Linked DNA regions of Mus musculus: all the other regions are linked to region 1. The links are chromatin loops, found by intact Hi-C in ENCODE. Cell type or tissue: left cerebral cortex. All regions are shown on one strand. Region 1 holds the start of Ptk2b (PTK2 protein tyrosine kinase 2 beta). Region 2 holds the start of Gm52098 (a long non-coding RNA gene). Region 3 overlaps Gulo (gulonolactone (L-) oxidase). Region 4 overlaps Ptk2b (PTK2 protein tyrosine kinase 2 beta). Region 5 holds the start of Gm52099 (a long non-coding RNA gene). Region 6 overlaps Ptk2b (PTK2 protein tyrosine kinase 2 beta).

Region 1 (5,000 bases):
GGCACTGTGGAGAAGAGCGCGCCGTGCCTGGGCAGAGGTCTGAGCTAGAGCTGAAGTTGGGTTCTGAAGCCCTCGGTTGGGTTCGGAGTTCCCAAATCCAACCTTTAGAGACAAGCATTGTTGCTGAGCCGATTTCAATCGTGCCCCTAGTCGCCCCTCTCTGAATAAGATAACAGGACAAAAAGGGAGAAACACCCTTTAGTCTTAAAAAGAACTCCAAAAATAGATGCCTTCTCTAGCGCCCTCCCTAACCCCCTAGCTCAGGGCGGCAAGCTCAGGGAAAGCACCTGCTCCGCGCCTCCGACTTTCTGGGTCCTTGGCTACCTTTCCAGGAATTCTCAAGCTTCCCGAAGGACTGGAACTGTAGACCCTCTCCAGCTTTCCACTTAAGTCGAGCGATCGAAGTGTCCCTGACCCCGGCGCTGGGTAGGAACACGCAGGACTTACCCTCGGGCGAGGCGCGGACTCGGGCCAGGGCTCCGGGCTGGGCCAGGTGAGCGCAGCCGCCGCAGGTAGGACGCGCGGCTCTGCCTGCAGAGGCTGAGTAAGAGGCTGACAGGTTGTTTTTCCCCCTCCTCCTCTCGGTCGTTAACCACACCCCTGCTGCTCTCCTCTCCACTTCCTTAAAGGGTGGGGTGTGCTGTCTGTGTGTGCAGGCTCCAACCTCTTACCATAAACTCTGAAATAGATGCCGCCTGCAATTCCTGGAGCTGCCCGGCTGACCCGGGGGCCAGAGCCCATTGCCTTAGGGCCCCAATTGGGGTCCTCAGGTGCTCCGGACCTCTTGCAGTTGGTTGACCTCCAACTCCTACCACACCTGGCTTCTTCCAGGCACCCTTCTCTGCAGCCTTTAGTCACCAGACCTGACCCATGTTCTCAGCAGTGGCCCCCATGGCTCCACACCTTGAAATGGCCCTCACCCTAGGTCAGATAAATATTAGGGATGCCCGATATGACTGGTACAGGATTGGAAACACCTAGGACTGGGTTTCTGAGCCCAGACCCTGGAGGACCAGAACACAGTCCCAAAACAGTCGGGGAAGGGGTTGGGAATGTAGCTCAGACGGTAGAATGTGTGTCTAGCCTGGATTCCATTCCCAGAACCAAAGGCATAATACTGAGTGTAGGTGGTGGATATCTGTAATTCCAACGCTCTGGAGGTCTATCCTTGGCTATGAGGTGAGTTCAAGATGAGGCTAGGCTGAAAGAGATCATGTCTCAAAAACAAAACAAAACAAAACAAAACAAACAAACAAACAAACAAACAAAAAAACCCCAAACCCCAAAACCCAACCCCAACCCAGCATTAATAACAACAAAACCAGAAAAGACTAGAGAAGCCTTACAATGATTTTCTTCTGTGGCCCTCTCCCTGCATCAGTTTGTATCCGTGACCCTCCGAAGAGGCTGGCCATCTCTTTACTGCATCAGTAAGGCAGTGGTACTTGAGGCAGATCTAAAGTACTAAGTTGCGACATCATTTACTTCTCTAGCCCGAGAAAGATTCTGACTTTCTCCTAAGTGGAGGTCAGTGAGCTGGACTTAGCAGGAGACCCTGCCCCAGACATCTTTATCCTGTGCCCTTTGGGGTTTGGGGTTTAGTCACAGTTCTGTCTCTGATAGTAGCAGTCCTGAGACTGCAACATCAAGCTGCCCAACTCCCTGTGAAAGCCACAGTTTTCATGATGACACTTCTTCACCCTACCCCACCTCCAAGTTCAACAGACCTGCTGCCCCAGGAGACCATCAGAAGCTACCAACACTCATCTTTCAGAGTGGTGGTGATGGCTTCTCAAGAGAAAGCAGACTTAATTAATTAAGAACTCAGGAGGCAGAGGCAAGTAGAATTCTGAGTTCAAGACCAGCATGATCTACTGAGTGAGTTACGGGACAGCCAGGCTACAGAGAAAAACCCTGTCCCGAAAAACCAATAGCAATAATCATAAAATCAATTAAAGCTATAAAGTTCATATGTCTTAAGATGTAACAAAATGTAGATTTTAGCTGTATCCTCCATGTCTACTAAAAACCCTATCTAAAGCTAGCGTCACCCACCCTCAAATGCCTCAACACCACAATATACCCTGCCATCTGCTGGGCCAGCAGGACCCTCTCTACCATCCTGAAGGGCCCCATTTATCAACTATCTGCACTCAAAGACAAGTGGAGGGGTAGAGTTGGGGGAGCAGTGAAGACTGTGAACAGCGTATGGGGTACATGACCACAGGACAAAAAAAACTACCAGAGGGTGTGAGCAGTGGGGTGGCGTAAGGTGTTGGCAGGGGGTGGCTTTCTGAATCCTTGCACTTGGGAAAGAGTGGGTAAAGCGTCTTGTGGTGTAAAGCGAGATCTACCTGAGGGAATGGCAGCTGGCTGACTGTTGAAGACTAGCTGGGTTTGTGTGTGCTGCCCTCATGTGGGCACACATATGAACTACAGCCATATCTCTGCTCTAGTAAGGTCTTCTGTTCTGTGTGCACACACGTTGTATTCTTTACCTGGCATATTATTTCCTTCAAACTTCTCTGAGCACTTTTTTTGGTCACTTCTTAAAAAAACGAGCATATTTCATTATAACAGGTACTCTGCTGCTAACTCACTACCCAGTGTCTTGCCTGTTGGGCTGGTGTTCACTCTCCTCCAGGGTTCTCACCCCTCCTACGCTGCCACCCTTTAGTACAGTTCCTCGTGTTGTGGTGACCCCCCCCCCCCCGCCCCGACCATAAAATAACCTTTGTTGCTATTTCATAGCTGTAATTTTGCTTCTGTTAAGAATCACAATGCACATATCTGTGTTTTCTGTTGATCTTAGGTGACCCTTGTGAAAGGGCCATTTGAGTCTCAAAGAGGGTCACAACCCACAGGTTGAGAACTGCTGCCCTAGACAGTCTCACTATTTCCTCTGGCTAAATAGGAAGAATAAGCAGCCAGCACCACCAAGGTCAATTTATATAATTATTAAAATCTATATTCTGCATATAAAAGAAAGCGTTTGATATTTTTCTGAGTCTGGCTTATTTTGCTTATCACAGTGATGTCCAGTTTCATTTATTTTTCAGAAAAAAAATGACATAATTGTTTGTTCTTCTCTGTGTCTGAATAAAACTCGTGTGTGTCTGTGTACCACATTGTCTTCTCTCACTCATCTGTTGGTGGACATCCATGTGGACTCTATACCTTGGCTTCTGTGCATATAGATCCAGCAAACATGGACATCAAGAGTCTCTGTGGTGTCTAACTTGTATTCTTTCAACTCTTTCCTCAGGATTTATGGCTGAATGACACAGACGTTTTCTGTTAACCAGCTAGCCTTAGCTGGTGAGATGGAATCTGAAAGTAGTTTTGTTTGTTTTGTTTTGGTTTTTTGGTTTTTTGTTTTGTGTTTGTTTTTCGAGACAGGGTTTCTCTGTATAGCCCTGGCTGTCCTAGAACTCACTCTGTAGACCAGGCTGGCCTCGAACTCAGAAATCTGCCTGCCTCTGCCTCCCGAGTGCTGGGATTAAAAGCATTCGCCACCACGCCCGGCTCTGAAAGTAGTTTTAATTGGCATCTCCCTGATGGGTAAGGATGTTGAACACCTTTTCAAGTACTTATTGATGGTTTTGTACTTCTTCTTTTGAGAACTGTTTATTTGTCCATCTATTGATCAGACAATTTAGTTTTGTGATGTTTTTGTAGTTCTTTATGTAGCTTGGATACTAATCCTCTCTGTCAGGTATGTAGCTGGCAGAGCCCTCCCCCACCTCACCCCTCCCTGCCCCACCCCATCCCACTCCCATTCTGTAGGATGTCTCTTCACTTCAGTGATTGTTTCCTTTGTTGTGCAGATGCTTCTTTTTTTTAAAATTTTTTATTAGGTATTTAGCTCATTTACATTTCCAATGCTATACCAAAAGTCCCCCATACCCACCCACCCCCACTCCCCTACCCACCCACTCCCCCTTTTTGGCCCTGGCGTTCCCCTGTACTGGGGCATATAAAGTTTGCGTGTCCAATGGGCCTCTCTTTCCAGTGATGGCCGACTAGGCCATCTTTTGATACATAGTGCAGATGCTTCTTAAGGTCATGTATTCCCATTTGTCAATTCTTGAGATTGACAGATGTCATAAGAACGTGGGAGCTTGTGTTCTTAGGGTCTAATTTAATTTAATATAATTTAAACTTATCCACATCTAGCTTACGAATGAATGAGACTCAGACTGTGGTTATTTTATTTGGCTTTGACAATTACTGGGGGTCACCACTTATCTACTTTTCTAATGGCTGGCCTGGCTTCTTCCCAGAGGTTTGCCCCAGATTCTTGTTATTACTCATGGCCAGGTGCTCACGGTCCATCTTCTTTCGTGGTGGCCTCCTTCCCATTCCCTTGTCCCTCTTCCTCTCTCACCCAACCAGCTAACTTAAAACCTACCTACCTCTAATCCTCCAGCAATGGGTTGTAGACATTTTTATTTAACCAATAGTTTTAAGTTAAGGAGCAAGTTTTGCACAGAAAAAGTTGGTAACTGTGGCTGGCAGCTAGACCTTCATTCAGGTAAGGAATTTAGCATTACAATACACAGCCAACAGACCAAACCTCAGCAGGTCCTGCTTCTACAGTCCTTGCTGGGACTGTGTCCTGAAGTGCTTTGCCTGTGCTTTTCTCTAGCACTTTCAAAGTTTCAGGTCTTAAGTTAAGGCCTTTGGTCAGTTTGAATTGCTTTTGTGTAGAGATAAGGATCTGGTTTCATTGTACCTGTGGAAATTCTGGTTTCCCAGCTCCCCTTCAGGGCCTTGCTGGTTCTCTGATGTGTTTTTGACAGTTCTATCAGAATTTAGCTGGCTGTACCCGTGCTTATTTCTAAGTCCTCCATCCTATCTATCCCATTGGCCTATGTGTCAGTTTGGGGCTAGTACTGTGGTTTTTATGACTACTGCTCTGTAATACCATTTGAGATCAGGTATTAACTCTGCCAGCCAGAGAAAGTCATGCTTGCAGAGAAAAATCACTCACTTTGAAA
Region 2 (5,000 bases), 110 kb before region 1:
ATCTGTAACAGAATCTCAGGTCCCAAACCAAGGGTTCCTCCGTTTTTCTCTGAGCACATGAAAATGAGGATGAAGGAAGAACAGAAGGTTCTCCTGTGGTGTCCCATGAATACTCATGGTGTCACTTCCCAGGGCCCTGACTCTGGTCACCGTGGTGGAGGGATGACCAACCTCTTCAAGTACCCACCTCCTGGTCTTCGCAGGGTCTCATCGGGAATCTCCGCATAGATGTCTGACTCTGTAATGACAGAAAGGGGCCCAGCCCATGGGCTATGTGTCTTCACTGGGCACAGCCAGGAATTAAAGCATGGCTCCTGCCTAGGAAGCCAGGGCATCGAGGTGGGGGGTGGGCTCATGCAGGAGACTCCAGGCTCCTACACCAGGATTCAAGGAAGCCACACAGTCAGGGACACTTAGCTTAACCCGAGCTTATTCTCTCAGTGTTGTTAGTTTCAAATGACACATCACTTATTTTACTCTACCATTAACTTGATGTCTTCATCTCTCCCAAATCCACACGTCCCAGTCCTACCCTACAGTGTGACGTCTGGTGTCCTCCAGGACGCGATAAGAGTCAGATGACATCATGAGGAGAGAGGACTCTTATTAAAATCAGCTCTTAAAAGAAGACACTAGAGCTTGCTGTATCTACCATGTGGCCCCACAGCAAGGAGACCAACCTAAAGCCTTCTCCAGCCAGAATCTGCAGAGATGGGGCTTGCCAGCCTCCAGAACTCGGAGAAAGAAATGGCTGGTTTTGAGTCATTCAGTCTATTGTATTGTGTGTGCCGATACAGCTGACCAAGATCAAAACAGTACCGTGGTACAAATTATTCACACTTGTTATTACAACAAATGGTATTTTTTTTGAGCCATCATTGAGAAGCGATAGAGAAAGTAGTTACCACTGTGACTTAGAAGGCTCAGTAACATCGGCAGAGGAAACACAGGCCTCGGGCAAGCATGAAGGAGGAGCAGAGGCTGAGGGTTCAGTGAGCATGCGCCAAGCATGAAGGAGGAGCAGAGGCTGAGGGTTCAGTGAGCATGCGCCAAGCATGAAGGAGGAGCAGAGGCTGAGGGTTCAGTGAGCATGCTTACCTATGCTGCAGCTTTCTGAGAGGTGCGACCGCCGAGCCTCCAGGTTTCTGTAGGACAAGGTAAGAGGGCAGGAGCTAGCTGACCCCAGAGCCCTGAAACATCCCCCCTCAAGCAGCCCCACTCTGCCTCCATCCACACATCCATGATGGGCGGGATCTTTAAAAACAGCCAACCTGGCTATCAGTGAGCTGGGAGTGTAGTAGCCCAGGACTCCAAGGGGCAAGAGCTGAAGGAAAGACAGAAGCCTTCTTCTCAAGATAGCACCAGGTGGGACAGGGAATGTCCCATGGGTGTGAACTGGGAGGAAACACACACCCTAATGAAATGAAGAGACTCAAGCATTCTCTCAGAAACAAGGGAGGTGGTGGTGTTCCCTGCATAGTCTTCCAGCCCTGTGCCATAGAGGTATCTCTCTTGTACTCACAGTGTGGGGATCTGAGGCAGGCTGTTCCTCTTCTCACCATCTAAGGGAAAGTAGAGGAAGGTAGGGTTGGGGACAGGGACATATGGGTGAATGGATGGCAGGTGGAACACTGCATCTAAGGCCCCCTGTCAGCACCATGGTGGAAGCTGGAACTAGAACCCTTTTTGAAAACATCCTCCTGCCAACATCACGTGCTCCAGTCTTACCCATTTCCTGACTGGTCCCTAATCAGGATCACAGAGAACAGAACAGTTATAAGCTATCAAAGGCTCTGCTATGCCAGAGGCTGCAAACACAGCCCCTTGAGAAGTTACTTCCAGTAGCTGACCATCTAGAATAGACTTAGCACCTCCTCGCACTCTTAAAATCTTTGCTTCCACGTAAGGGCCAATGCCTGATCTTCCCTCTGCCTTCCACCTCTGGGCTAGTCTACATCCCACGAGAAACCCACCTTTCTTGGCATGCATGATGAGAGAGCCCTTATGTTCTCCTTGCAGCCTGCAGTAGCCATCTATGAGGTCAGCCATGTTCTCAGCCTCTGCCAGGGACGACGTTTTGATAGACAAGGACTGTAAAGAAGGGGCCAGCCAATGGTGAGAAAGCAGAGCTGGGCTAGAGTACCTTCCCCAGGGAGGAAGAAAGGGCTGCAGGACCCGGCCCACCTCTGTGGGACTCCACCCACTCATGTGTCGTTAGAGACAGCCACCAGAGGGCGCACTGTCCGTCCCTCCTGCTGGCTACCTAGTGATCTTTGTTGCAAGGCCAGGTCTGGCTCTCTGATCTTTGAGCAAATAGCAAGATGCTTTGTATTTGGTGGGCGCTCATTGTGTACAGGCCAAAACTGAGAATTGGGAGGTGGACAGAATTGGGGGCTAAGTGCATGCTGCTAAGAGAAGAGAAACAAATGTTTGGTGGTCTGAGGTCTCTCCCCTACTTCTAATTACAAAAGAGCCCCGTGTCCCTTAGATCTTGATTTCTAAACTATTGCTTATTCACTAAGTGTTAGACTTCTGCTATACATGTACCTTATTTTCAGTCACCTCTACCTATCCTAAAACGTTTTCTACTTCTTTCTTGATATTAAAGAAATAATTTTCCTCCAAATTTCCTTAAATCTTACCATTAGCATAGTGTGGATATGGATACCTTGTTTGGATAATGGGTGGAGTTTTATTTTGGTTTATACTTATTGTACTGGCTAGTTTTGTGTCAACTTGACACAGCTGGAGTTACCACAGAGAAAGGAGCTTCAGTTGAGGAAATGCCTCCATGAGATACAACTGTAAGGCATTTTCTCAATTAGTGATCAAGGGGGAAGGGCCCCTTGTGGGTGGGACCATCTCTGGGCTGGCAGTCTTGGATTCTATAAGAGAGCAGGCTGAGCAAGCCAGAGGAGGCAAGCTAGTAAGGAACATCCCTCCATGGCCTCTGCATCAGCTCCTGCTTCCTGACCTGCCTGAGTTCCAGTCCTGACTTCCTTTGGTGATGAACAGCAGTATGGAAGTGTAAGCCAAATAAACCCTTTCCTCCCCAACTTGCTTCTTGGTCATGATGTTTGTGCAGGAATAGAAACCCTGACTAAGACATTTATTTATTGTTGGCTGCAGGAGAGAGGCCACAAAGTCGCCACTGTATAAATGTGGAGACCAGAGGAAAATTCTCTCCAGGTCATTTCTTTCCTTCCAGTACATGGGCTGGGTGTCAGGGTGACAGTGGGGACTGAACTCTGATTATTGAGTTTGGTGTTAGCCTCCTCTCTCTTGCCAGTCCTGGATACATGTTGCTTAACAAGATCTGTTAACAGAGAACCCCTAGTCCCTCCCAGACTTGGACAGCTTGGCTTGAATAAATCTCATCCACAGAGCTCCCAGGTACCCCAGAAATGCTCACCTGGGGGGCACCCTCGATGCCCAGCTGCAGGACTGCCTGGGTCTCTTCCAATGGGAGGCACCTGATGGATTTGATCTGCTTAAACTCGGCCAGGCAGGTGGGCTGTGAAGGAAGCAGGGAAGACTGAAGACCAATTATCCTCAGGATCTGACCAAGGAAACTGGTCAAGATGAGGGTGAAGATGAGGGGTGCGGAATCTCTCTTGAGGATGGAGAGAATATCGCTGGCAAGTCTGTCTCAGAAACCAAAGATGCTCAGGTTGCAGAAGAAAAAGGGGAGAAAGGTGCTCTTGCCAAGATTGTATGTCAGGTTGGGGGGTAGAGCCAGAGCTGGACCCAGGTTCCCAGGAAGTCACTAGCTTGTTTTATGCACCACAAGAATATCTACGGCATCCTCTCGCTCCCCACTCCACTTTGTGCACCAGCATCACGGCAAATAAGGAACCACCTGACCCTCGCTGCTATCCCCGGATCCTCTCAACAAATCTACACCCAGGTCAGACCCTATAAAGTCTCTGCCCTGGGCAATGGGGCAGAGAAGAGATGATGGGAGGATAGAAGAAGAGGCAGGGAGGAGGAAAGAGACCTGAGCCGGAGCTGGACTGAGGCTCACTCTTGGGCTCTCTCTACCTTTGTATCTTGACTTGTCAGCTGACGGATGCCTTTAGGGCCGATGACCAGGTCCACAGTAATGTTCCATCCTTGCTGGAATAAAAGGAGAAAGGGCACCGTTTACCACACTGCCCAGCTCCTAAAAAAAATCTCATTAACGTAAACAAACGCCACCATCTCTCTAGCCCTTCTTCCATTCTAAACTCCACCATACAGCTCACCTCTTCCCATCTCTTTTCTCTCCCTGATCACCTTCCTCTTTCCCCTCCCCCACACCATGCATTGCCCCCCCCCCCCCCCGGGGTTCCATCCCAGAGGCCTGGAGTTCATGCAGGGTGAGGGTAAGAGGAACAGGCCATTACAATGAGTTCGCAGCGGTAGGTCTCCTGGTCAATGTTGGCAAAGCCCGCTAGGGTATTGAAGAATTTCATGACACACTCTTCCTCCCGGAGTGATGCATACTGCTGGAAGGTCTGCTGGATCATCTTCCGGAACTGCTTGGGCTGAGCAGAGGATGGGGAGTACAGGGTCAACTCAGCTTCCTGTTTAGATCTTATAGAAAGGCTGCCTACCGCTACAACTTGGCTCCCAGGGTCTCCGCCACGACAGATACTGAGCTGAAGATAGTCCCTAAAGCTCAGGACCACCTCCACAGAAGCACACGCTAACCCTTTTGAAGGAAGGTGGGTGGCATGGAATCCCACCACCCAGGTCATGAAAGGAATCAGGCCTCGAAGGCAGTTGTGAGCCAGGTGCACCTCATCCTGATTCCCAGGCCTGGAGGGCCTATCACGTGCATCTGCTGTCTTCTGTGAGGTAGCCTCAGGCTATAGATCCTCTTCTCTGGACTCTCTAGCTCTTGTCCCAAACCCACATCGAACAGGGCTCCCTGGGCTCCTTGATCTCTGCTTCCCTCACCTTTAAGTTTTCCTGCATCTGCTTTGGGAAAAACAGGTCCAGACCGACTTCTTTTCTGA
Region 3 (5,000 bases), 290 kb before region 1:
CTGATAGCAGACAGCTCTGGGCTTTACCTTCTCTTTAAGCAACAAGTAGTCGGCCTTTCTCCACATGCCTATGCAGCCTGTCTCAAACTCCCCTACCTTTGGTTGAAGAGCTTAAAGACATCGCCTTTTGTAGCTTGCTTTGAGATATTGATAAGTCTCTTTACTTCTCTGAGCTTCGGTTTCTTCTTTTGTGGAAGGGCAGGGGTGGGTTGATTTGGAAACTGGAGATTTCCAATACCTTGGGGTTTAGTTTGCTATTATTTTCCTCCACCCAAGACACTCAGAGCCTAGAAGAGAGAGCTAGGAGCTTCAGTAGCTGTAAGCCTTCTTCTGATCCTGTGCTGGGAATCAAACACGGGTCCTCTACAAGAGCCAGGCATGGTCTTACGCTCTGAGCCCTCTCCAGGCCCACATTTACTCTTGTTAGCAGCACCAATCCATTTCAGAGTGGCCCAAAGAAAAGCAACCAATGAATACATCTATAACGAGAGATTCATGTTGGGCTCAGGTACCTATGATTTCATAGGCCCCAGTCTGCCAGGCAGCCCAAAGGCTGCAGACTCTGGCTGGAGTTAGTGTGGACTCTTGCGGCCCCAAAGCTTCTCCCAGTGGGCATGTTCAAACTTTTGGCTTGTCAACGTGGCATTCACACACATGAGAAATAGGCAATCAAGTTATAAGACTAATTTCAAAACTCATCATATTTTAAGTAAGCTTCTGCCCTTAAATATTTGTTATTGTTGATACTAATGTGTCATTGTGGCTTCATTTGCACTTTTCTAATGATCAGTGCAATGATACTGATCACGGATGCACTGATCATTCCCTAGGGTATAATGATATTGAACATGTTTTTCTGTGTCCGTGGGCCTTGTGTACCTGCTGTAGAGAAATATCTATCCAAGTCCTTTGCCCCTTTGCTGATCTGGCAATTCTGTTGGTAAGAACATTTTGCATTTTAACTCTCTACGAGATAAAGAATTAAAATATGAATTCCTCAAGGGCAAAAAGATATCTTTCAGAGTCTTTTAATTCTGACAAAGTACCTGGAACATATTGGCTCTCCAAGGAACATTCCAGAAAGGCCACAAATAAACTGAAATCATCTCTGTGAAGAGAAAGATGAAACCAAGACCCAGGGAAACCCAGGGACACGGCGAGATCCCAGCCCAAAGAATTGTCTCTGAGGTGAAGGGAGAAAACACAGGGATCTAACAGGAACTGGTTAAGAAGACGAGGCAAATTCCACTCTAAACACCACCCGAAAGAGACACTGTGAGGGCCAGGCCATGGCAGTCAGAAGGCCACGTGGACCCATCTGGAAGATGGCTTGCTCAGGACCAACAGACAGACTCTGGGCATCTGAAAGGCCTTTAAGGATAAAAGTAAGCAGAGCATGCCTCATGCTACCTCTGTTGCCAAGAGATCCCTTCTGAAGAGGGAGGGAAAACTGCAGGCCCCAGGGATCTCTCTATACTTGGTGGACCAGTAGAACCTAGAAGGACCAAATCCTTAGCCTGGACAGATATGATGCAAGGGGAACCCCTTTTCCTGAGATGATTGTAGTTTATGTATGGCTCGTGGAGATGCAAACAGGAATTTGAGTGAGAGGCCACTTCTTGCCTGGGGTGTTATGAAGATGATAAAGAAGGCAGAGGCCTCGGCCAGAGCCCAGCCCCTCCTTGTGTTCAGGAGAGGTCGTCTCCCACTGTGCCTGTGAGACACTGCCCTGCCCCCCCCCCCCCAAGGCAGCAGAAGTGAGGGGTCAGGGCAGCTTGCTTCTGCTTCTACTTTAGTAGAAAACCTTTTCCAGGTACGAATTCAAGAACATTCCAGTGGGGTCCAGCTTCTCGCGGATGTCACAGAACTTGTGAAAGGCGGGGTACATTTTCTCAAAGTCCTTCCTGGTGCAATTGTGGGCCTGTGGACACAATCAGCAGCATCGGGCTTTGTCCTCACAGAACTATGTCAAGCAAGGCTGCACTGATCCTGAGCCTGCACTGACACTGCCCCGCCCTCCCCCTCCCCCGACAAAAAGAAGGGGGTCTTGAAGATAACGCTAAAAGGCCTTAAAATGCACCCCATGATAGCATGGAGGCCCCAGCTTCGGTCCCACCACTACACAGGCCTTCCTTAACTGTTTTATTTGTTAAGTGGGCACACTGATGTTTACCTTACCCTGCTCGCTAGCTCCATGGGAAAATCTAATAAAGTGAAAGAAATCTCTAGGATGATTCCCAAGGGATCTGGGCTTCAGGGGCCAGAGTGCAGGAAAGGCATATTCTGGTGCCCTTTCACTAAGAAGCTGGGAGGATTCCTCAGAGTTAATAGGGAGGAGCGCCCTCTTGTGGACATAAGGTGCACAGCAGTTGCCCCGTGGCTATGGGGAAATGTCTGAATGTTTTTACCTTTGCCCAGTGGGGCCTGCCTCCAAACTTCTTCATGATGGTCTCATAGGCCAGCCAGTAATCCAACCGAGGCACATCCTTCCCATAGGGCCTAAAGTAGAGAGGAAGAAGGTGGCTATCCGGCTCTGTCCCATGATGTGCCTCCACTGTCTCAGGTGCCTTCTCTTTGACCTGCCCCTAATCTGGCAGGTGACTGGAGATTAAGCTGGCTCTCCCTGCAGATCAGCCCAGCCAGGACAGATGCCTGCTCACTGCACATCCCTAAGGGTTCCCCGAGACGTTGTCCCCTCTTGTATTCATCAGTTGGTATCTGGACATTACTGTGAGTTTAATCTTGGCCAAAGACTGACCAAGGGTAATGGAGCTGAAAAATTCCTCTTGTCCAGGTTATCGCTTTACACAGGTTAGCCACCATCATATACAATAGATATAATGTATCGCACACCACAATCATATACAATAGATACAATGTATCGCATCCCACCATCATATACAATAGATACAATGTATTGCATCCCACCATCATATACAATAGATACAATGTATCACATGCCACCATCATATATACAATAGATACAATGTATTGTACAGGCATGCAGCCTAGGACAAGCAGGGGGGTGCTGTGCAGGGTGATGTTTATTGTTATAAAATTGTTAATGGTGTGTTTGCCAGAATATTTCCTCATTGCAAGCAACTCTCGACTGTCACACAATACCCACACACTGTTCATACATACAGTATTCATATAATAGACACACAATGCACAAATTTGAAATATCATACTTTTACACAATACTTAATACTTAAATGCAACACACACAATAGTTACACATCTAGTATTCACACACAATACACACATACATAATGTGCATGAAATATGCACAGCACCCCCCCATACTAGTCACATACCATGCTCACACATATCACACACATATGGTACTTTGGCCAGTGCTGTGGAATCCCCAGATGACTTTATCCATGTCTAGAAAGCAAGGCTGTGTAACCTAATGAAGCTCTCCAGTTGGTCTCTTGCCCGGCTACTCAGCCCCATGGTGACTGATCTCCAAAGCTGACGTCAGCGCTAACACTTCAAACGCATTCAGATGCATCCCGTGGCATCCCTCACTTCTGCATTTGCGTTTGAGGATTGAGAAGCTGAGACACACAGACAGCTGACACACAAGCTTTACCATAGCTACATCCTCCATGAACGAGACGACAGTTCCTTCAGTGAGTCTTTCAGAAAAGTGTTTGTGACTCTTTGAGGCCCCCTAAAAACTGAATTCAGCTGTCCCTGGCTTTGCAAGGATTTGAGGCCTTACACATGGGGGAAGAACACCCTAGAAAGATCAAGGTGGCCACTATTTTTTTTTCAAAGCCAGAGAAGGCCTGAGTCTCGTGGCGGTGTGAAGCAAGACTGGAGGTGGTGTGGGTGGTAGATGAGGGATACATCTTAGCAAGAAACCAGAAAAGACTAATTCCCTCAGGCACCTCCTGCAGGCTAAAAAGAGAGAAAAGAAGGCCAGCCACAAGCTTGGGTTCAGTCCCTGGAACTGACAAGTACCCCTATGCAGGCAGGAACCCAACATCAGGTACCCGCCTCTCTTCTGTTGAACTTAAACTAGCCTCGGAATCCATCCCAACATAGCCTGGCTTCCAGGCCAGCAGAGATCTTACTGGGGTGGGCACCTGAGTGAGAATATATTGCTCATTTTGTTATATAATCCTCATAAATAATAAATATTCCTCACTGGTATTAATTCACTCTTGATGCTAGAATATAGCGATATAGCCTAGCCTATAAGTGGTATACGTCACAAGACTCTATAGGAGGGAGCATTCTAAGAACTCAAAGGAGTGAGATGTCAGTGTAATCTGCCAATAGAGAAAGTGGCCTCGCCAGGCGTGGTGGCACACGCCTTTAATCCCAGCACTTGGGAGGCAGAGGCAGGTGGATTTCTGAGTCCGAGGCTAGCCTGGTCTACAAAGTGAGTTCCAGGACAGCCAGAGCTACACAGAGAAACCCTGTCTCGAAAAACCAAGACAGAGAGAGAGAGAGAGAGAGAGAGAGAGAGAGAGAGAGAGAGAGAGAAAGAGAAGGTGGCCTCAGAAGATGGCACTGGAAGGTTAGAGAAGTAGAGGAATCCCTTTGCACTCGAGGGCTCCTTACACCCCACACCCTGCAGAGAGCTTTCACCTGTACATAATGATGTTCATGTAGCAGCTGTCCCTCTGGAAGCACGGGCTCAGCAGGATGTCATCACCTCGGGTGAAGCGCACCTCCACGGGGTAGTGGGCTACCACCTTGGGGTGGGCCTCCAGCATGGCCTTTAGCTCCAGCAGGGCCTCCTTGGTCTTCTCCCTGCCCTCCGCCCAGGAGAGACTTCAGAGTAAGAAGGGACTACCGCAATCCTCCTCCTCCATGGCTTTATATAGGGGACCTGGGCCTGAGCTGGGATGCTCATGGCCCAGCTCTAGAGGAAACCGTTTTTTCATGGTATGTCTGGGGGAGCGCACTATCTGGGGAAGGTCTTACATGGGGATGGCCCCTATCTGGGGATAGGCCTATCTTGGGAAGGTCTTACCTGGGCA
Region 4 (5,000 bases), 100 kb before region 1:
GGGGGCAACTTGGCACTATCCCCCTGTAGCCTGAAACCCTTATCTACATCTGGAGGTGCTTTTGGTTGCTCCACATGCTGACAGCAGCATCTAGAGATGTACACTACAGTGTGTACCCAGGAAAGCCCCATCTTGACAAGGAGTTACCCATCCCTAAACGTCCCTAAGTAGGAGAGAACTTGGAAAACGCAGAGCCATGGCTCTTTCCTTCTGCCCCTTCTCTCTGCTGGGTTTTGGAAATAGCGATGCCAGGAAAGAGGAATGAGCCTCTGTAGGGCAGGTCTGCAGACGTGAAATCACAGGATGAATGATAGCTCCGGGAGCAGGTTCAACTAGGAGCTCTAAGGGGCCTGTCTAGGGTGCTTCATCACCCACCCAAAGCACCCTGTGGTTAAGTTCTCCAAGATCAGTCATGGCAGCTTTAGAAGTTCCCCCAAGCCAGTGCTATCTGCTTCTTATGACATTTCTAGAAAACCTCAGAGCAAGCCTTCCCAGGACTGTTCTAGTCAGTGTGGTTGTCCATATTCCCTCCAGGACTGAGTGAGCTATGACACATGTCCTGGGTAACTGCACACACTGGCTTCCCTTACACAAATGGCCTTGTTTTAACAGCACAAATATTGGAACAGAACTAAAAAAAGGGGAATTTAGTCCTTTGTGAGTTACCAAGTGTGGTGGTTTGAATGAGAATGGTCCCCAGTTGGTGGACCTGTTTGGGAAGGATTGGGAGGTGTGGCTTTGTTGGGGGATGGCTTTGAGGTTTCAGAAGACTCTCAACATTCCCAGTGGATCAGAATGTGAGCTGTCAGCTGCTCCTTCCTTCTGCCACCATTAACTTAACTATAAACCCTTTGAAATTGTGACCCAAATTAAATGATTTCTTTTATAGATTGTCTTGATCATGGCATTTTATCACAGCAATAGGAAAAAAAAAAAGTTGGTACCCAGAGTGGAGTCAGTACTGTTATGATGCACCTGACCGTGCTGGTTTTTGGGGGAGGAATGTGGAAGACTTTGGAACTTTTAGCTAGGAAAGCAGTTGACTCCTTTAAGTAAGGCTTAATGGGCCATCCTAGCACAGGCTTGGAAGAAAATAGTGCTCAGAGCAATGTGAACCATGGAAGAGCCATTCAAGAGGTTTCAGAGGAGATCACTATTGGACACACGGCTCTATATCATTCTTGTGATATTTTAACAACAACAACAACAAAATATGAGGCTGCTGACTTCTCTTGTCCTTAGAATCTGCCTGATGCTAAATTAAAAAGTGTTGGAATAGTTTTCTTGGTGGAGGAGAGTCCAAGACAGCCTAATATTGATTCTGTCCCATGGTTGGTAATAAATCAATAACAGAGGAAATTTTTTTTTTTTTGCAAATGTGATTCAACAGGCCAGGCTCTATCCACATGGGCAGTCAAACATAGCAGTGTCATCCACATGATCCTAGATTTCAAGTCAGAATGGATACATGAGTAAAGGGACCATGGAGTCTTCCTCTATGGTTGAGGAGAGCCCCTGAGGGCAGGTGTGTGGCAAGGGAGTCCCTACATGAAGCTACTGAGTGAAGCTAAGCCTGGATTGCTCTGGCGATCCCAACGCAAAGGAGGTGCTGGAACCATAAGACCCTGCCAAGAAGAGCTACATACAGGGAGTGGAAGCATCCCGAGAGGGAGAAGCATGGTGCAGTCAGCAGAAAAAGAATAGAGCAGTGGTTCTCAACCTGTGGGTCGCGACCCCCTTGGGGGTTGTAGATCAGATCCCCTGCATACCAGATATTCATGGCTGTAGCAAAATTACAGTTATGAAGTAGCAACAAAATAATGTTATGGTTGGGGGTCCCCACAACATAAGGAACTGTATTAAAGGGTTGCAGCATCAGGGAGGTTGAGAACCCCTGGGGTGGCGCCATCTCAGTCCTCTGACTTTAGACATGGAGCAAGAAGACCCAGAGATTGCCCTGTGAGTTTTCAGTCTTGCGCTGGCCCAGTCTTTTCTCACTGTGTCTTCTCTTCTCCCATTTTGAATTGTAATGTATATTCTGTCCTCTTGTATGTTGGAAGTATGCAGCCTGCCTTTTTTTTTTTTTAATTTCATACATGGTTACAGTTTAAGAGATTGCCTTGAGTCTCAGCAGAAGACTTTAGACTTTTAAACAGTGTTGAAACTGAAAGACTACCAGGGCTTTTGCAGTTAGACTAGATGCATTTTGCATTACGATCCCACAAGTTTGTGGGGGACCAGGGAGTAGAATGTGGTGGAATGGCCCCCCATAGGCTCATATGTTTGACTATTCCAGTTGGCGGGCTGTTGGGAAGAGGAGGCAGGGCTTTGTTGGATGAAGTGAGCCTTTGGGGGTGAGCTTTGAGATTTCAAAGTATTCAAAAACATCTAAGACATCAATTCATTGACGTTTTTGTTTACCAGGGTAGACAGAACCAACCACACAGTCTAGCATGTGCGTGAGGTGAGTGAGGGGCAGAAAAGGCCTTCAATGATGGAGAGACTCTCGGGCCGAACAATCATTTCCTTAAAGACGTGCTTCCCCAGACCTGCTTTAAAGTTCCCTCTGCAGATAAAGCTAGGCAGGTAGCACCGACTTACACACCTTAAAGAAGTTGCCCAAATATGGGAGCCTTTACCTTCCCACACCCAACCACTTTTATAATGTTAAATGTGAGAAGAGACCTAAGCTCCATGCTCTGCCGCACAGCGTGATGACGGAAGCTAACAACAATTTCATATTTCAAAAGCAACAGAAGCAGATGTGTCAATCAAAAACGAAACTTTAAAATAGACTTTTTTTCTCAGGCTGAAGAGGGGAACCATAAGAGGTGCCAGTTGTTTGGACTGCCTCTAGTACCCATAGGTTCTCTCCAGGCCGAGCCTGCAATTCTGAGAAGCAAACACTAGATGGCAGCAGTCTATGGGCGGGTGCAGACTCCTAACCGATCCACACCCAATCCCCAGAACTAAGGAAAATAAAGACATGCAAAATCCTCTTGGCAGTAATAAAATGTTAACTTGTTGCCAACATTTACAGGTTAACCACAAGGTCAAATTCCTTCCTGATTTTCTGAAGCAAAGCAAGGTGAGTATTCTTTCTCTAATCCTAGCCTTGTCAGTCACTTCTGAACAAGCCCTGGGTAACACATTCACTATGATTCTTTGGCCCAGAAAGTTCTGTTGTCTCACTGGCTAAGGGAAATATTCCTGGTTCCATCTGGTCAAAGAAGATAAGTTACTTGGTCCTTCTGACTAACTCTAGCATATGGCCCATGCACTTCATAGTTTACTGTGCAATAGGGAACAAGAAAAAGAAACTTACTCTAAGTACTACCATTTCATTTTTAAAAACTGAGTTCAAGATCCCAGGCCCTAGAGGACTTGGGGACTTCCCTATAGTTGACCTGTTTCTCAAGGACAACTTCTTCATCTGCTGACAGGGTCAAACAAGTTCACGTTCCCAGGCCTAGGAATGAACACCTATCCCACTTCTCCAAATGTTTTCTTAATGCTCTGTTAACTGGTAAAGAATACAGAAATTGCTGTTATCTAAATCAAGGTGCCTATGTTGTAAAAACATATAATCAATTGCCTGTTATGCCCTAATTAACTGCACGAGGCTGACCTACTCCTTTCTCCACACATCTCTCTGAGCTCCAGACCCAATGTCTAGGAGAATGAATTAAGGACCTTGAAGCCAGGTACCCTGGATATGGCCCAGTCTCCATGGGTACTCCCTTGCTTAACCCATAATGTCAAAATACAATTGCAAGACACAAACTAACACTGCATCGCTCCTAGCTCCCCCTTGCTTTGTGTTCCCATCCTTTAAAAATGTTGTACAATCTCCCTTCAGGGTTACGGTTCAGATCCTGAACTGGCCACCTTCCTGAGCACTCAGAAAATAAAGCTTTCATTTTTAAGCTTCCACATCTGAAGTATATTTTCTTGGCTTCCACCCTGGACCCAACAGTAGAATGCTTACACAAAGTGATGTGTTTGGCATCTATAAAGAACCCTTCGATAAATAATAAATAAGTATCAATTAGCTATCATCCCAACTATGTGATTCCCTGGGAAAGGCAAAACCGTAATAATAAAAAGGTTGGTGGTGGCCGGGGAGGGCGAGACAAACAATAGATGTTCACAGTAGTGAAACTTCTGCATGACGTTTGGCCACACTCGTGGAATGTGTGACACTCAGGTGAACCTTGATGTGAACTGTGGACTTTGCGTGATCCTGGTGCATCTGTGGATATTCATTCACCATAAGAACTTCACTGCTCTTGAGGGATATTCACAATAGGGGAAACTCTGTGTGTGTGTGTGTGTGTGTGTGTGTGTGTGTGTGTGTGTGTGTGTGTTTGCTGGGCCCAGGATCCATGGGAAACCTCTGTGCCTTCTGCTAACTTTTGCTGTGAACCTAAAACTTCTCTAAAAACAAAACAAAACAAAACAAAACAAACAAAAACGAGTAAACTGAGCCCAAGGGGGTCTGCCTCAGTGCTAGAGGGCTTGCCTCGAGCACACAAAATCCTGTACCACAGATATAATTAAGAGTGATATGAAAAGGCCCTCACCCTCCCACTTGGCACAGGGACAGAGGGAGACTGCCTGCTCTCCCTTGAACATCTTTCTTCCGTTCTGGTCACCCCTTTGCTGCCTGTCAGGGCCTGTGACCTCCTCCTCCTGGTCTTTCTCCCTCTCTTCAGGATAGTCCAGATCTCAGACCCCTTATAGAATCAATGAATAAAGAACTAATTCTAGGACACTTTGTTATTGTTCGCAGGACTCTAAATATATTAACTAACTCACTCTTCCCAACAGCCCTCCAAGATGGTTACTGCTAACATCATCCTTATTTTCAAGATAAAGAAATTAAGGCACAGAGGGACTATGTAACTTGTCAAGAACAGCACAGCAAATGAAGACTCAGCATTCCTGTCCAGGTACCCCGCTTTAGACCCTCTGTTCTTCCCAGTCAGCCCAATTCTTCT
Region 5 (5,000 bases), 53 kb before region 1:
CTACCCTTCTTGGGTTTCGGGCTACAGGTGGGAAGTTTGCCTAGCTACAATGCCTGGAGTGATTGGCTCTGAGAAAGGTCTAGAAGCTCCCTTGGGTTCCAAACCCTGGCTGCCTCTTGGTCCTGCTGACTGTTCTCTCTTAGCCCCACCCCCCACCCCCCACCCACAACCACTTAATTTTCTCAGTTGTTCCCTTGAACACCCGGAAGCTGTTGACAAATCCTTTTCTTTGCTGTGCCAAGGCAGGTCAAAAGCAGATCAGTGGATAAGGGCAAGGTGTCCCAAGGAGCCAGCTGTCCTTCCTCCCTCTTTTGACCTTCAAAGGGACAGACCTGATTTATTAATTTTGGCCAAGATTTAAACTGTGACTGAGGGAAGGAGGGGAAGAGGAAGAGTCTTTATATTTACATGCAGGCGTCCTTCAGTGTCTGCAAGCAACTCATTCTAAGACCTTCCAGATGTCAACATCTAAGCGTGTTCCAGCTCCTCCTAGAAAGGACGTGGCACTTCTATCTAGCTTATGCTTATCCTCCTGTTGGTGCTATACTGAACCCAAGATAACAAATACACTTAATATACAAATGGTTATTTTATCCTATTACTTTAGAAAATGATGAATCTGTAAATATTCAGGACAGAGAGAATGTCTTTCAGGTCTTTTCCATCTTTGGCTGGTAAGCACCTAGATGAGGAGCCTTCCCGGCTGCGCAGGCTTCCCCTTTTACTAGTCTTTGCTCTCGCTGCTTTGCTCAAGTCCTTAAGGCAGATAGATGTCTCTCCCACTTGGAGCATTAAGGAAAACTGATGGAGCCAGCCACCGTAGAGTCCCCTTTCTTAAGAGGCAGATGCTGGGCAAGAACTTACGTTCCCGTCTCACCCAACACACCTCGTCCATACACAGCCGAAGCTCCACTTTGGGATCTGCAGCTCTGGATGTGTTTGAGTGTCAAAGGGTAGCTCAGCTGCACGTGGCTTTTCTGACATGGCTCCTAGACATGATCGCTTCAACAAAAATTCCTCGCCAAGTTCATCATCTGCTGCTAGCTATGCAGCCTTGACCGGAATGCAGGCCTTCAGCAGAGTGGCGTGTATAGTAAGATGAGTACAGAGAATTTTATTTAAGGGATCTAATGTGATCCATATATTTAATTTAAAAAAATGGTAATTAAAAAGAAAACTCGAGGGTCTGGAGAAATGGATCGGTGGTTAAGAGCACAGACTGCTCTTCTAGAGGACCTGGGTTCATTCCTCAACACCCACATTGCAGCTCATACCCATCTGTAACTCCAGCTCCAGAGCTTCTGACACCCTCACAGATGTACATGCAGTTAAAACAAACCAAAAAAAAATCATCAAATGAAATTAAAACTTAAAAAAAAGAGAAAACCCAAGCACTCAGAAAAAAATCCTATAAAGTATAAACACAAGACTTTCATCATAGGCATTGCCCTCCCCATTCCCACAAAAACATCCTCTTGAACAAGCTTCCACCTGCCAGCCTCCAATCTGCTGCTGGTCTACAAATCCAGTCTACACCAAAGTTCTGCATTGTGTAAACAGACACTGAAACCGTCAAACAGCATGATGTCCCCATCTGTACACTACAGCAACCAGCCTTCGTTCTAATGGCAATCAACTAAAACAACAATCCAGATGCCCCGTCAAGCAAACAGGATGCCACCTGTGTGTGAAAAGACTTGGGAAGTTAAAAATAGATGGAGAAACCCTTGTGGTTAAAAATGCTAATGAAATCAACTTTAAGAAACCAACTGCAAACAACTTAAAGGAGCCAAGAGACCCAGAGGGAAAACAAAAGAAACTTACATGTTGATGGGTTGGTGAGTTACTCAGAACTGGCTTTCTGGTGAGCAACCTTTTTAAATACTAAATAACTCACACCTGCTAACCTGGTTTGGGAAACATGTCCCATGTCCTAGTTTCACTTTTATTGCTTTGATAAGAACCACTCTGACAAAAAGTGACTTCTGGGGGAAAAGGGTTTTATTTGGCTTAGGATTTCACATCCTTGTCCATTGTTGCAGAAAGTCAACAGGAACTTAAAGAAGTGTGGCAGGAACTATGAAAGATGCTGCTTGCTGGCCGGCAGGTAGGCTCATGCTCAGCTAGCTTTCTTATACAACTCAGGACCAGAAACCTAGGGAATGGTGCTGCCCACAGTGGGCGGTGCCCAATCACATCGATTAGCAATTAAAATAATCCCCACAGACATGCCCCAGGCCAGTCTGATCTAGGTGATTCCTCAAATGAGATTCCATTTCCAGGCCTTTCTAGGTTGTATTTAGTTGAAGGTTGACGCTAACCTGAACACTCCATGGGTCTGAGGTGAGGAAAGTAGATTGTTTGTACAAAGATGTTCACTGCTTACCACAGGGGAATGGTGAGAACCAGAACAAAGAGCTCAGAAGGAAATTTCAGCAGTATCAATAACATAGAGATGAGCCATGATAAAAATACAAGAGTAGTAGTATGTGAAAAGATGTATATAAAAATGTTAAGCCACAGAGAATGGAATTTGCAACTACATAAAAACACACCCACATTTAGAATCCCATGCAGTTACACGACTTTAAGCTCTCTTGCTGCTATATTGGTTAAATGTATTTAAAGATATGTACCGTCTGTCCCACACGCATAAAGCTTTGCCTCTTCCTGGAGCTCTCTTTCTTACAGTCTGACTTCCTGTATTCTCCACACAGACCATGGAGAGTGGCCAGTCTTCTTAGCACAAAGCCAGGCTAGGCAGCAAACAGCATTTCCGAATCCAATCCAAACTGAGGTCTGGGGTAAACAGTATAGACAGGCAACTGATGCAGCCTGGTAGGAGAGGCCTGGGACATGGAAAGGCATCCTGGCCTCTAAGCAGTGTCCTGGGAGATGAGTGTCTGATGGTGTCTCAGGGTCCTTTACCATCCTGTGCCTTCAGTTCTCTCCAGCCTCTAGTCCCTGAGCACCCACCTATCCTGTCTTTCTGCCTCTCTGTGCTCCCTGAAAGAGCTATTTCTGCAAACAGCACAGGTAACAGAATCTTTCCCCCATACTCCCACTATGGACAAGCAGTTGCACTCACAGGACAAGCCCATTATATTGTAATAACAACCCAAAAGTACTGATACACACACACACACACACACACACACCCTCACACTCACACACACACACTCATACACACACACACACACACACACACACACACACACACACACACACATACCTATCACCAATGTTATACATGGAGCCACACACTGAACCCGGACTTGAAATTATATATACTTAAGATGTGCAATATGTTGTATTATGGCAGAGCTAACTGGCAATATTCATCTATTCACATAGTTACCATCTGGCAGGGGGAGCAGGGTGTGAGATATATTCCCAGTGACGATTAACCACAGGATACAAGACTAGTCAGAGCTTGTTAGAGATCTAGAACTCATTCATTCTGCATTGCTGAAACATTATATCCTGGGCCCAGCATCTCCCTCTTTCCCAACCTTTGACATTCTAAGTAATTCTAACACCTTCCCAGGAAGGGTAAGAAACCACAAGCATAGCCCTTATCTCCCTGGTGAGAACTGAATTTAGGAAACTAAATGGTGCGCCAATCAGTGGGATCCCAGAAACCCCCAGTTCCCAGGCCACAAGACTCCCCTTGACAGTGTGGTGTTCACCAAGGCCGAATTGTGACAGAGTTCAGTAGGTTACAAGTCATAAATGCAGGCCTTCCTGGCTGTCTTGGGGCCTCCCATCCCAGTGCCCTGGTAGTTTCTATTTCAGTGTCTTGTTACTCAAGCCTTCTATTGGGAAATGGGTGCCAAGAAAAGAAACAGGTAGTTATGCAGAGCTCAGAAACTTTGGGGGAAATTTGTTCTTCTAAAACTCTAGCTATGAGAATTCAAAGTAGGGAGGAGCCAGATCCCAAAAGAGCAATCCCACTCCCTCCTTCCCCCTCCCTTTTCCCCTCCCCCTCCCATGTGAGTTCTACTGCAACTTCTTGACTGTTGATCCAACAGCAGCAGGACTTCTCATTCCCTGGTTAGAAATTCAAATAAAAGACCATGGGAAAACACAACTGGAAACCTCCACAGCACGGAGGTAGCAAAGAAGCCATGAAAGAAAATGGTCACATGGACCCAGAGGCAGGTGTAGGAATGGGGAGCCAGGTGGCCAGGGGTGCGCAGGAAAAGAATCTCCCAGAAGCAAAGCTCTACAAATGAGAGTTTGGAGAGAGAGAGAGAGACCAGCAATTTATCTGAAAATGAGAAAGAAAGAGAGAGGGGGGGGGAGAGGAGGGGAGAGGAGAGGAGAGGAGGGGAAGGAAGAGAAGAGAAGGCAAAGGAAACTGGAGGAGGAAAGAGGGGAAGGGGAGGGAGGAAAGAAGAAGGGAAGTGATGAGTAAACCAATGCCGTGTTTCCACTGGCCTCCATGCCACCAGGACCCAGAGCCTCATTCAGAATCAACTCTAGTCTACCCTAAAAAGTAACCGGTGAGCAGACTAGATAGGCATCCTCTGTTACATTTACCCAAGATCTCAAAGTTACACATAGTTGTGATATAACTGCATATCCACGTTTACAGCTAGAGTGTAGCTGAGAACAAATAGAGCCTTGAAGTCAGTTACTTGAGATAGAAAATTTAGTTTGCCCATTCCGTGTTAGAATGATTCAACAGTAGATGCTTCTCTGGGATTGTTTTGGCCACCTCTCAAAATATATTGACCCAAATATGAAAATAGTGAAGGCTCTGCACCCTACATCCAGCCCCTCCCAAGCTTTTCACATCCCCTTGCTGGATGCTAGCAGAAACACAATCAGAATCCTGGGTTTTACCTGTCAGACTTGAGACTCCAGCTTCCCTGAATCGAACAGAGGCTGTGTTTGGCTTACAGGTCCATCAGCCCTCTCTTGTTAAGGTTTCTGAAGAGCACAGGAAGTCAGAAAAAGAATAGCACCTCACCTCACTACAGCTCACCACAGACCAG
Region 6 (5,000 bases), 70 kb before region 1:
AGTACTAGAGATAGAAACCAGGACCTTGGGCACACTGGGCGTGTAATCTATTATGCCATACTCCCCAGCCCCGGGGCAAACTCCTTGCAGAACACTGTATGCTATTTTAAAATACAAATGTAGTTACTGTCTAAGTTTGAAAATAAGACAGATAAGTGGATAAATAAAAAAATTGAGGTTTTTTTTTCCTGTGGAACACTGGTAGCTCTGAGATAGCTGTGCAGAGCAATGATAAACCAGACTACCAACGGATCCAGATCCTGGAATCCACTATGTGCCAGGTACTTAACCCACTGTGTGCTAGGTAATTCTCATTTATCATCTTGAGTCCCTACAGCAAAGCAACAGGTGGGCATGGTCCTCTTGAGGGAAATCTGCACACAGATTCCGTACGCATTCAGATCCAAGCCCACATAAGCCATCCAGCTGGAGCCTGGCATGACTGTTAGTCCAGGTGGTTTTAAAGTCACAGCTTGTAATAACAGGATGGCATTAGAAGGTTACGTTTTGACAGTAGGAAACATTGCAAGCAGGGAAAATCAAAAGGCTTGGGTATAAGTTCCAAGAAAAGAGTTATGTCACTCTTTTGTTATCCACTCTGTCCCTGTGCCCCTCCAGAGAATTCTTCAGACACTCGTAGCCTGTCATACATTCTGACCTTAAGTAACTACAGAGCCAGGAAGATCTCCTGCTTAAGAACTATGTGTGTGAGCCTGAGTATGTGTAATGCTAGCACTTGGAAAGCTGAGGTATGGTGTTCATGTGTTCAAGATTGGTCTGTGCTACAGAGTGAATATGAAGCCAGCCCGGGCTAAACAGTGAGACCATGTTTAGAAACCAAACCAAGCAAACAACAACTACATGCCGCTCCCTAGCCCCCAGTCTAACTCTGGATTTCCAAGGCGTGTGTTCTACACCTTCATTATCTGTGCCCACCTCTCCTTTAGATACTTAGAATCATATAGCTTGTGCCACATTTGAAATCTCTCTATTCACTAAAACAACCTTCCTGCCATTCTCCACCATTTCTTTTTTTAAGGTATTTTTAATTAGATATTTTCTTTATATACATTTCAAACTTCAAATGCTATCCCAAAAGTTCCCTATACCCTCCCCCCGCCCTGCTCCCCTACACACCTACTCCCACTTCTTGGTCCTGGCATTCCCCTGTACTGGGACATATAAAGTTTGCAAGACCAAGGGGCCTCTCTTCCCAGTGATGGCCAACTATGTCATCTTCTGCTACATATTCAGCTAGAGACATAAGCTCTGGGGGTTACTGGTTAGTTCATATTGTTGTTCCACCTATAGGGTTGCAGACCCCTTTAGCTCCTTGGTCTAGTTTCTCCATTGGGGGCCCTGTGTTCCATCCTATAGATGACTCTGAGCATCCACTTCTGTATTTGCCAGGCACTGGCATAGCCTCATACAAGACAACTATACCAGGATCCCTTCATCAAAATCTTGCTGGCCTATGCAATAGTGTCTGGGTTTGTCTCCACCATTTTTTCCCCATGGACAGTTGTGCCACGACTTCAATTCCATCTGTCCTTCAGCACATCCTCAGAACACATTCTAGTGGGAATAGCTAGATGTGTTCGTTTGTCATCAAAATTGGGTCATTATGGTGCTTCTCACTACTTGGAAATCAAGTTAACTTTTGGAAACAAACAGGTTGAGTTGGCGGTGGATGGCATAAGGTGTGTGCAGAAATGGGACACCCAAAGGAGGCTTGAGTATCAGCAGAGGCCAGAGGAAAGGGCCTCCTTACTCTCTGCACACACCCTCACACGTGACGGGCAAGCAGAACCCTAATCAGATCAGCTATGGGTAACAGAAGTCTACCCAACTGAAGCAAGGATGCTAACTGGAAGAGACAGCGTGTTCATCAATGCATCCTATTCTGGTGTGTGAGCTGTAGTGTGCATTGTACAAGATACAGCACAGTGACCTGGCAGCTAGGACTACCATAGCACTGATGAAAGGAGTCGCCAGTGGACATAGGTCTTTGAAACTTCAGAAGGGCTAGTGACAGAGCCAATTTAGCCCCCTTGGGCCTGGGGAGACTTCCCCCAAGGTACCCAATTCCTTTGCTCAAATTATGAGCCCTCCAGAGCAATCTTCTGAGGGCCATCATGAAGGAATGTTCTGGAAGAGAATGGGTATGTTCTTATTGGGTCTCCTCATGGGAGAATTCAATAGCATGTATGTTGAGAAACTGACCACAGGGATACATATAGTAAATGTTCAATAAAGGCAAGTTAAAACAGGCCAGTGTAGTGTAACCCTGCATGCACAGCTAGAGGAGAGTGGTACAGCAAGCTGAAAATGTCTCTCCTGATGCCAACATCTGCCCTGCCCAGACAATGCTAGAAGAAGTTGCTAGGCTCAGGAAGGGTTGCTCATCTGTCCAGGAAGTGGAAGGAGGAGCAGAGCAGCTGAGGAACAGAGGCCGCCACCCTTACCTGGATCTCTGTCTGCACTGTGCATTTGACAAGCTTGAAGTTCTTCCCTGGGTTGAAGCTGTTGCTGTAGAAGCAGACCTTGAGGATGCGCACGTCTTCCTTCTCCACATCCACTGGTACCACCACCATGGGCTCTGGGGGGCCCTCAGGCCGGCGTAAAGTGCCCACTTTTACACGGCTCAAGGGCTCAGACACCCCGGACATCCTCTCAGACTGCAGCTAGGACCGGCACATTGCAGTCCTGCAGAGACAACAGAGAGACAGCCACAGAGTGAGCTCTTGCAAGCCACATGCCACATCCCCCAGGCTGGCACACCCACAAGACCCAGGATGGATACAACAGCCCATTCTTTTAATCCTGAAAACTCCCTGCAAAGGCCTCCAGCTGCTTCGACTGGGGAGGCTTTGAAGCATGGGAGCCAGTTTGATAAAACATCCAGGTATATAATCTAGACTCACTCTCAAGCACGCAAGCTCTGCCTTCTGGCCCTATTTCCTTCCCTGTTCTCCTCCGACACTGGCTCCTAGGCAAGAGGCCCACACTTAGCACATGAGGCAGCTGCGAGAGGAGGCGGCTGTGGCATGACACAGCAGAGCAGAAAAAGCAGGGAGTGAGGCTGTGATAAATAGGAGAAGGAAAACAGGAGTGGAGAGGAAAATCTGAGAAGAAACATAACTTGGGGGTCGGTGGCCCCAAGAGAATGTACAGAGAAGAAGATAAAGTGCCCAGATCAGGTACAGGCCATTAACTTGACTGATCTTGCTCACAACCTCAGTACTTGCTAGAGTTTTCATATAGGAGGCCTGGACCTCATAGGAACTCACCACATAGAGTACCAGGGATCACAGAAAGGCTGGCCTAGGGAAAAAAAGCCCCTTGGCTGGTTCCCTGCTGTTTAGGGTAGAAAGTTGTTTTGCATGACAGATAGAGCTAGTCTGGGCTCCTGCACACTGCAGCCTGTACTGAGGACAGCCTGGCCACAGTACTGACACAGAAGTAAATTAAGAATCCGTGCAATCTGTAATTCAGCCTGAATCTCAGCTGTCTTAATCTAGTTTAATCACCAGTGGACATAGGTTTTTGAAACTTCAGAAGGGCTAGTGACACAGAGCCCTTATTTTCAAACTTAAACACTAACTACATTTGTATTTTAAAATAGCATACAGTGTTCTGCAAGGAGTTTGCCCTGGGGCTGGGAAGTATGCATAATAGATTACACGACCGGTGTGCACAACGTCCTGATTTCTATCTCTAGTACTATAGAAAGGAAGGAAGGAAGGAAGGAAGGAAGGAAGGAAGGAAGGAAGGAAGGAAGGAAGGAAGGAGGGAAGGAGGGAGGGAGGGAGGGAGGGAGGGAGGGAGGGAGGGAGGGAGGGAGGTGAGAGAGGGGAGGAGAGGAGATAGAACCAGAGGGAAGGGGAAGGAAGAAGGCAGGCTCAGAGAAGAGATTTATGCTCAAAGAAGCTTGGGAAATCCCTGGTTAAACAACAGAACTATCAAGGACTGACTTCTCCTGATCTAGAGCAAGGGATTAGGCTATTGAGATGGCTCAGCAGAGAGATGCAGGACCATCCCACAAATTCCATTCTCAATCCCACAAGGTGGCAGGAGAGAACTTACTCCAGAGAGTAGTTTGTACACCACGTGACTGTCTGCACATGTACATGGGTTCACACACACACACACACACACACACACACACACACACCATAAATAAATGTATAAAATTATAAAGTGGGGGAATGTCCAAAGAAGTAAGAAAAGTTGTAACTATGCATTGGCAACATCAGCTGAGGCTTGTACAGGGGTCACCAGTGTACCCCCAATCCCTGCCCTCTGTGCATGTATTGAATGTGTCTGTGGTGAGGATTAGGCGGTCTTAATTTCCAAGAATTTTTCTAACGATCACCTTAAACTTGGGTCTGACGGCTCACACCTGTCATTGCAGCACTTGGGAAGCTGAGGAAGGAGGGTTGTCATAAATGTCAGGCTGACCTGATCTACAGAGCAAGACCTTGTCTCAAAACAGAAAACTACCCAGCTAGTTCTAGAATGAGCTAAGCCCTAGGTCTGAGAGTTATTCTTAGAGATAAAAGATGTGCATTCTCATATGGGTGTAGTTTGGTGGTGGGGTGTTGCCTGCACCAGGAATTAGGAGGGAAAAATAATGGAGCTGGCAGAGTAACAATATAAATATGGAGTCAAGTATTTTAGAAGCAGAACATAGCCTATGATTGTTTATTTATACTGATCCAGGTACCTGGAAAGATTTGAATAGTCATTACTCTAAGGAACTATTCCTTTAAAACAAAACAATAAAGCAGTGGCTGGGAAGATGGCTCAGTCAATAAAGTACAAAGACCAGAGTTCAGATCCCCAGTAACCTCATAAAATCCAGGTATGGTGATGTGCTCCTATAACCCCAGCAATGGAGGCTGTGGAGAGGAAAAGATGGGTCTCGGAGCTTGCTGGCCAGTCTAGTTGAATCCACAAGCTCTCAGTTCCACAAGAAATCTTGTCTCCAAGAATAAAAT

Evidence for each region. Peaks named below come from ENCODE experiments on the same cell type or tissue, not always from the same donor. Only the 100,000 strongest peaks of a DNase experiment are listed, where the experiment ranks them.
Region 2: it touches region 1 in a loop (5-fold over the local background); 34 of 42 quality-filtered maps call a loop at or near these places.
Region 3: it touches region 1 in a loop (4-fold over the local background); 11 of 42 quality-filtered maps call a loop at or near these places.
Region 4: a loop joins it to region 1, with 6 times the contacts of the local background. A loop is called at or near these places in 40 of 42 quality-filtered maps.
Region 5: it touches region 1 in a loop (3-fold over the local background); 4 of 42 quality-filtered maps call a loop at or near these places.
Region 6: it touches region 1 in a loop (4-fold over the local background); 6 of 42 quality-filtered maps call a loop at or near these places.

Annotation. Positions count from the first base shown.
Region 1 is chr14:66,280,436-66,285,435 of GRCm38, forward strand. It overlaps Ptk2b (PTK2 protein tyrosine kinase 2 beta), which reads right to left and starts at 617. Exons shown (of 31, transcript NM_001162366.2): 1 at 448-617. In left cerebral cortex, CTCF peaks have their summits at 724 and 2,417 (motif pointing left); DNase peaks (open chromatin) are centred at 201, 615 and 2,406; H3K4me3 peaks cover 951 bases; H3K27ac peaks cover 825 bases.
Region 2 is chr14:66,173,651-66,178,650 of GRCm38, forward strand. Ptk2b (PTK2 protein tyrosine kinase 2 beta) reads right to left here. Exons shown (of 31, transcript NM_001162366.2): 7 at 4,942-4,996; 8 at 4,386-4,526; 9 at 4,042-4,116; 10 at 3,413-3,514; 11 at 1,974-2,091; 12 at 1,523-1,562; 13 at 1,099-1,145; 14 at 188-238. Gm52098 (a long non-coding RNA gene) reads left to right here and starts at 4,845. Exons shown (of 4, transcript XR_003951030.1): 1 at 4,845-5,000. In left cerebral cortex, a CTCF peak has its summit at 2,223 (motif pointing right); a DNase peak (open chromatin) is centred at 2,215.
Region 3 is chr14:65,985,774-65,990,773 of GRCm38, forward strand. Gulo (gulonolactone (L-) oxidase) reads right to left here. Exons shown (of 12, transcript NM_178747.3): 10 at 4,606-4,770; 11 at 2,409-2,499; 12 at 1,014-1,921. The coding sequence ends at 1,793. Among named protein-coding and RNA genes, the nearest start is that of Clu, 20 kb to the left of the region's middle. In left cerebral cortex, a CTCF peak has its summit at 2,363 (motif pointing left); DNase peaks (open chromatin) are centred at 2,354, 3,531 and 3,855.
Region 4 is chr14:66,179,954-66,184,953 of GRCm38, forward strand. All of the region lies in intron 5 of Ptk2b (PTK2 protein tyrosine kinase 2 beta), which reads right to left. Gm52098 (a long non-coding RNA gene) reads left to right here. Exons shown (of 4, transcript XR_003951030.1): 2 at 3,041-3,088; 3 at 4,831-4,952. Among named protein-coding and RNA genes, the nearest start is that of Gm52098, 4.0 kb to the left of the region's middle. In left cerebral cortex, a CTCF peak has its summit at 2,906 (motif pointing right); a DNase peak (open chromatin) is centred at 2,907.
Region 5 is chr14:66,227,365-66,232,364 of GRCm38, forward strand. All of the region lies in intron 1 of Ptk2b (PTK2 protein tyrosine kinase 2 beta), which reads right to left. Gm52099 (a long non-coding RNA gene) reads left to right here and starts at 3,769. Exons shown (of 3, transcript XR_003951031.1): 1 at 3,769-3,848. In left cerebral cortex, no CTCF peak of the experiment used is centred here; DNase peaks (open chromatin) are centred at 1,331, 2,172, 2,650 and 3,367; H3K27ac peaks cover 880 bases.
Region 6 is chr14:66,210,847-66,215,846 of GRCm38, forward strand. It overlaps Ptk2b (PTK2 protein tyrosine kinase 2 beta), which reads right to left. Exons shown (of 31, transcript NM_001162366.2): 2 at 2,466-2,706. The coding sequence starts at 2,669. Among named protein-coding and RNA genes, the nearest start is that of Gm52099, 18 kb to the right of the region's middle. In left cerebral cortex, no CTCF peak of the experiment used is centred here; DNase peaks (open chromatin) are centred at 2,997 and 4,078; H3K27ac peaks cover 1,510 bases.